Linked DNA regions of Homo sapiens: region 2 is linked to region 1. Evidence: chromatin contacts called from ENCODE Hi-C or POLR2A ChIA-PET data. All regions are on one chromosome and are shown on one strand. Each heading gives the region's core, a stretch centred on a gene start or an enhancer-like site at or near the end of the contact. The rest is flanking DNA. Distances are from core to core; before and after follow the strand shown.

The links. A loop is a pair of places that touch in the nucleus more often than their neighbours do. ChIA-PET counts read pairs that join two places held with the same protein, here RNA polymerase II (POLR2A). Pooled maps may share reads with other maps.
Region 2: a pooled map shows a loop between it and region 1 (2.6-fold over the local background). The contact joins two enhancer-like sites. A Hi-C loop is called at or near these places in 3 of 37 single-sample maps with no recorded cell type and 4 of 50 pooled maps. POLR2A ChIA-PET finds 5 or more read pairs at or near these places in 3 of 52 experiments (GM12878, PC-9 and WTC11).

Annotation. Positions count from the first base shown.
Region 1 is chr7:101,933,433-101,936,241 of GRCh38, reverse strand. The region is part of intron 2 of CUX1 (cut like homeobox 1); the gene reads right to left. Among named protein-coding and RNA genes, the nearest start is that of CUX1, 120 kb to the right of the region's middle. RefSeq lists enhancers at 1-261, 177-316, 262-833, 834-1,405. Within about 2 kb of position 1,543, at least 14 of the 41 ENCODE cell types and tissues checked have a DNase peak (open chromatin) inside an H3K27ac peak, as active enhancers do.
Region 2 is chr7:101,732,680-101,735,698 of GRCh38, reverse strand. No RefSeq gene overlaps it. Among named protein-coding and RNA genes, the nearest start is that of CUX1, 83 kb to the left of the region's middle. RefSeq lists an enhancer at 1,459-2,357. Within about 2 kb of position 1,723, at least 15 of the 41 ENCODE cell types and tissues checked have a DNase peak (open chromatin) inside an H3K27ac peak, as active enhancers do.

The DNA of each region.
Region 1 (2,809 bases), core at 294-2,793:
CCTCCCATCCTTCTCAGCCAAGTGCTTTCAAAACCCACTGTCTCTATGCCCCAGTTCCACAGTCAGAATCCTCCACCTGCATCTCCTTGACAGTGTTTTCCTGCCCTGTAGTTTAACATCTGTCTCCACTAGAATGTAAGCACCGCGAGGGCAGGGACCTTGGCCTTCTGCTCACTGCTGCAGCCTCAGGGCCTGCAACTGCCTGGCACACAGCTGGTCCACAACAGATCGTTGTTGAATAAGACATAACCACCGCTTCCTTGTTTTAAGAGCGTGTTTCTCGCAGAGTCCTCTAAAACAGTGTCTCAGCTGTTCCGGCTCCACCTCTGTCCCCAAACGTCCATCTGCTGCCAGGCTGTAGAGTGTAACTTCGGCTGGAAATGTGAGCCTGGCCATGTGACTCCCAAGTGTGCACCCTCTGACACTTGGCAAAGCCTCAGACAGAGTGAAGTCCAAGCTTCACTTGGCCTGAGCCCCAGCATCGTGTGCTGTCCCCAACACCACCCCAGCCTCCTCACGCCTCGTGACAGCCCCACACCATTGCCACACCAGGTCCGGGTTCCTACACATCCCCAGAGCCCTGTCTCTAGCTCCAAACATCTGCTGGGTGCTGCCCTCCCAAGAGTTTCATTTACTACTTTAGAACAAAATGGTGGATACCATGCCAACCTCCCCAGCTGGGCCAGGAGTGCCCGGAGAAGTGCAGGGCACCCACAGCAGATGTGCCAGCATGTCCGATGGCAGGACACAGAGCTGGGAAAGCGTGGACGGAGCCAGGCCTTGTCCATTCATGAATGGCAGTCTCTTTCACTCACGTCCGTGTGAAAAGACCACCAAACAGGCTTTGTGTGAGCAATAAAGCTGTTTATTTCACCTGGGTGCAGGTGGGCTGAGTCTGAAAAGAGAGTCAGCGAAGGGAGAAAGGGGTGGGGCCGTTTTATAGGATTTGGGTAGGTAAAGGAAAATTACAGTCAAAAGGGGTTTGTTCTCTGGCGGGCAGAGTGGGGGTCACAAGGTGCTCAGTAGGGGAGCTTTTGAGCCAGGATGAGCCAGGAGAAGGAATTTCACAAGATAATGTCATCAGTTAAGGCAGGAACAGGCCATTTTCACTTCTTTTGTGGTGGAATGTCATCAGTAAAGGCAGGAACCGGCCATCTGGATGTGTACGTGCAGGTCACAGGGGATATGATGGCTTAGCTTGGGCTCAGAGGCCTGACAGTCTCCAAGTCGGATCTGTCCCAGCAGCTGTCTCACAGATCCCCTCCATCCACTCCTATACGTGGACCCTTCCTCCTCCTGCTCCTCACCCCGGGCAATGCTGTTTTCACCTCTACTCCTAGAGAACACGGCAAACCCAACTGTACTTTGGCCAGAACAGACTTGAAAAAAACCCGAAAGTTTACTTTGGAAGGGAGTTAATAATAAAGGCTGGAAGGCATCTTCAAGGCGATAAACACCTCCTTTTTCCCTTCTCCCAGCCTTGGCATGGCACTGTCCCCGGGGGAAGCGCTTTCTGGGACACAAAACTGAAAGCCTCATGACAAGAGCCAGGGAGCCCAGAAACTGGGAAGGAGGAAGAGGACAGGACGTGGACGGAGCGGGCAACTTCATGAAGAGCCATAAAATGTGTTTCTCGTCTACCAAAAGCTGCAAAACCCTTTCTTTAACTCATGAGAGGCTCGGGGCTGAGAGCTGGGCTTTTAAAAGTCAGATTCGTGAAACCCTGAACATTGCCAAGAAGAAGGAACAATAATTCCTCCACCTCAAAGTTTCTAGAAACAAACACAGAAATAGAAGAGGCACTTCTTTGAATCCAAACTAAATTATTCTGTTAAGTATTGAAGGTTGTCAGAGAGATACAACCAGAATAAACATCTCTGATAATGGGAGCGCATTATAGTGAAAAGGTGGCAACTTTTTAAAACATCGACTATGCTATCTCTAAAATAAACAAAAAGAAGACAAAATTCTCATGACTTTTAGGCTCTAATTTAGGTAGAAAGGAAGTCAGAGAGAGATTTTCAAATTTATACTGTACAACTTGACCTTTAGATCATCGTTACAGTGTGATGAATTCTGAATTTCTGTTCACAAACCTCCTGACAACTGTATTAAGGTTCCATAGGATAGAAACAACTTCTCTTCTGATTAACCACAGGGATTTCAACAGGCTGTGATACACATTTAACATGGAAAACATTATTAGCCAGCTGATGGGGGTGAGGGGAAGAGAAAATGATCAAACAAAGCAAACTTCCTCAGCACGCCATACATGGTCTTTCCGGCTTTTAAAATATCCAAACATCGCTTTTTAAACTTTGATGATAGAAAACAGAAAGAACTTTTTTTTTCATCATTTCAAAGGAAAGCGCTACAAGTTTTTCTAAATTAGGGCTAAAAGACAGAATGGCTATTTTTAAATGTCTGGTTAAAAATTAGAAAGTCTCAAAGGTAAGCCACAAGTATGCGAACAAACCAAGAACACTGCTATTTCTGTTCAAGTACCAAAGACTGCAGTAAATGAATGAATGTATTCATCTTCACTTTATGATCAAAACGGTCAACGGGAGGTAAGAAATCGAAAACCTACTAAAACAGAAATGTTTATTTCCTATACAACATGACACCTACTGAAAATTCTGTAGAAATTCATCTGATCTTAATAGTAGAAGCATTTTCTTCGGCCAGTTCTAATTTTGAAAAAAAGAAAGAAAAGCTATAATAAAGTCCATTAAGAAATCTTAATCTCCATTAAGACAATGAATAATGTGAGAATATGGACTTAATAGTGTTTGTCTAGGAAAAAGGT
Region 2 (3,019 bases), core at 474-2,973, 200 kb after region 1:
TATCCCTCTGTCACCCAGGCTGGATGACAGTGGCATGATGTTCATAGCTCACACTGCAGCCTCGACCTCCTGGGCTCAAGCAGTCCTCCCACCTCAGCCTCCTGAGTAGCTGGGACTGCAGGCCCGCACCACTGGGAATGCAGTGCATGGCTAATTTTAAAATTTTTTGTAGATTTGGGGTCTTGCTTTGTTGCCTATGCTGGTCTGGAACTCCAGGCCTCAAGCGATCCTCCCGTCTCGGCCTCCCAAAGTGCTGGCATTACAGGTGTGAGCCACCGCGCCTGAAGGAATTGTACAATTCATTGTTACTGTGGCCCCATCAGAATAAAATCCCAGTTCCAAAACCTTCCTTGTTTCACATTTCTTCTTCCTCTCTTCCCTCCTTTCTTCTTTCTTTCTATAGCTGGGGTCTGAGCTAGCATTTTAGCCTGCAAAAATTAGGCCAGGCTCAAGCCTTGCCTTTACAGAGCTTGGATTCTGGTTGAGCCAGCCGGCTACAATTCACGTGCCCACATGAGACGTCAGGTTGTACATATATCCTTCAGGTACAGACACAACATGCTGGGGCCCAGAGAGGGAACATAGATTCAGAGTAAGCTCTGGACAGATCTCTTCTGTTCTGTGGGCCTCAATTCCTGCCTGGTGAGAAGAGGTGGCACAAGGCCTGGCCAGCTGGGAATAGGATTCAGGGTATGGGGGTTGCGGTCTCAGGAGGAGGCTTGGTAGAGTGGGAGGTAAACCCTCTCAGAGATCCCTGAGCTGGCCTGTCTGTTCAGACGCTCTGAAAACCTCTCATGACCTGGGACCCAGCTCTGGCTGTAAGGGAGTCATTTTGGAGGCTGTCCAAAGATTCTAAGTCTGCAGGGAGAACTCAAAAAGCGTGGGGAGGGCTGGGCGAGGTGGCTCACACCTGTAATCCCAGCACTTTGGGAGGCCGAGGCGGGCCTGATCACTGCAGTGAACTCCTGATCACTGCAGGTCAGGAGTTCAAGACCAGCCTGGCCAACATGGGTGAAACTCCGTCTCTACTAAAAATACTAAAATTAGCCAGATGTGGTGGCACGCGCCTGCAATCCTAGCTACTTGGGAGGCTGAGGCAGGAGAATCGCTTGAACTCGGGAGGCGGAGGTTGCAGTGAGCCGACATTGCACCACTGCACTCCAGCCTGGATGACAGAGTGAGACTCCGTCTTGGAAAAAAAAAAAATAGTGCTCAGGGAGCTGGCGCTACAGGAGAGGGCAGGTGGCCAGAGGGCTCCCTTCTCTGCCCCTCTGAGGCTCTGTGTGGATCCAGCTCAGGCTGTTTTGGTCATTCCAGCTCTGGTCACCGCCTCTGATTTATTAGCTGTGGGTTTGTCGGATGGTGAAGCGAAGGTTCCCAGCAAGGCCGGGAGGTTTGCAGGAATTTATTTCACACTTGACTATTTTTTCTAACACCTACTAATGTCCTTCATGTTGGACCCAAAGTTCCCGGCCTCTCCCTTCTTCCAAAATGTTTCAGGGACTGGAGAGGGGAGAGCGCCTGGAAGTCTTCCAGTAGTGGCCAGCCACCAGCCTGCAGGCAGATGGGTGAGAAGGGGGATGGGAGTGGCGGGGGGCGGGGGGTGAGGGTGGGGATAGTGGGAGGGTGGCAGGAGGCTGTGCTGAGAGCCAGGGCAGGGAGGTCAGGTTTCAGGTTTCAGTTTCCCTTGAAAACAGCCCTGCGCCGGCCCGGCCGGCAGAGAGCCTGGCTTCCCTATGCAATCATTACGTTTCTCAGAGACTCAGTGCCACCACCGGTAAAATGGGCATGCCGAAGGGCTGTGGTCAGGACAAAATGAATCAGGAGGTGTGTGTTAATGCCTGGGGCAGCGGCGGGCCCCTCACAAGGGCTGGATGTGAGCGGCCGAATCTGTCTTTAATCCCCCTGCGGAAGCTGGAACGGGAAGCTGTGTTCCGGGCCAAGCTTTCTCTGCCCACTTGGCCGGCATCTCCTTTCTCTGGTGTTTCTGTTGAAATTTTACTGTTCAGAAGCATTTCCACTGCCTGGCTAGTTATTCAGCAGGACCCTGTTTGATCCATTCCCCAGTCCTGTCTCTTCTTCCTGCTGTCATGGAGCTCACTCTGTTGTTAGGGGGCAGGGGTACAGGGAATATGAGGGTTCCCAGAGAGGCAAAATGAAAAAACCCCTGCTGGCATGTGACCAGCACCCATTGGCTGTAACTTTGCTCCAGTTCACATCTTTTTTTTTTTTTTTTTTTTTTAAAGATGAGTCTTGCTCTGTTGCCCAGGCTGGAGTGCAGTGGCACGATCTTGGCTCACTGCAACCTCTACCTTCTGGGTTCAGGCGATTCTCCTGTCTCAGCCTCCTGAATAGCTGGAATTACAGGCGTGTACCACCATGCCCAGCTAATTTTTGTATTTTTAGTAGAAATGGGGTTTCACCACATTGGCCAGGCTGGTCTCGAACTCCTGGCCTCAAGTGATCTGCCCACCTCAGCCTCCAAAAGTGCTGGGATTACAGGCGTGAGCCACTGCGCCCAGCCTGCTCCAGTTTACCTCTTAAAAAAAATAAAATGCACAGAACTGGACCTCCTTGAGAGAGTGGGGAATAGGTGTAGGTTTGGGGCAAGGAGAAGGACAAGCATAGGGAACAGCCAGGGAAGGATGCTCAGAGGCTCTTCCTATTTTGCTCTTGTTCCCTGTAATCAGCATCTGCCATGGCCCCTCAGCAGCCCAGCCCAGCTTCACAGCAGGGACTCTAAGGAAGGGTCCTAGGCCAAAAGCTGTGGCTCAGGCCTGTAATACTAGTACTTTAGAAGGCCTAGGTGGGAGGATGGCTTGAGGCCAAGAGTTCAAGACCAGCCTGGGCAACATAGCGAGACTACCCACCCCATCTCTACAGAAAGATTTAAACATTAGCCAGGCATGGTGGCATGCACCTGTAGTCTCAGCTACTTAGGAGGTTGAGACAGGAGGATCGCTTGAACCCAGGAATTGGAGGCTGCGATGAGCTAGGATTGCGCCACTGCAGTCCAGCT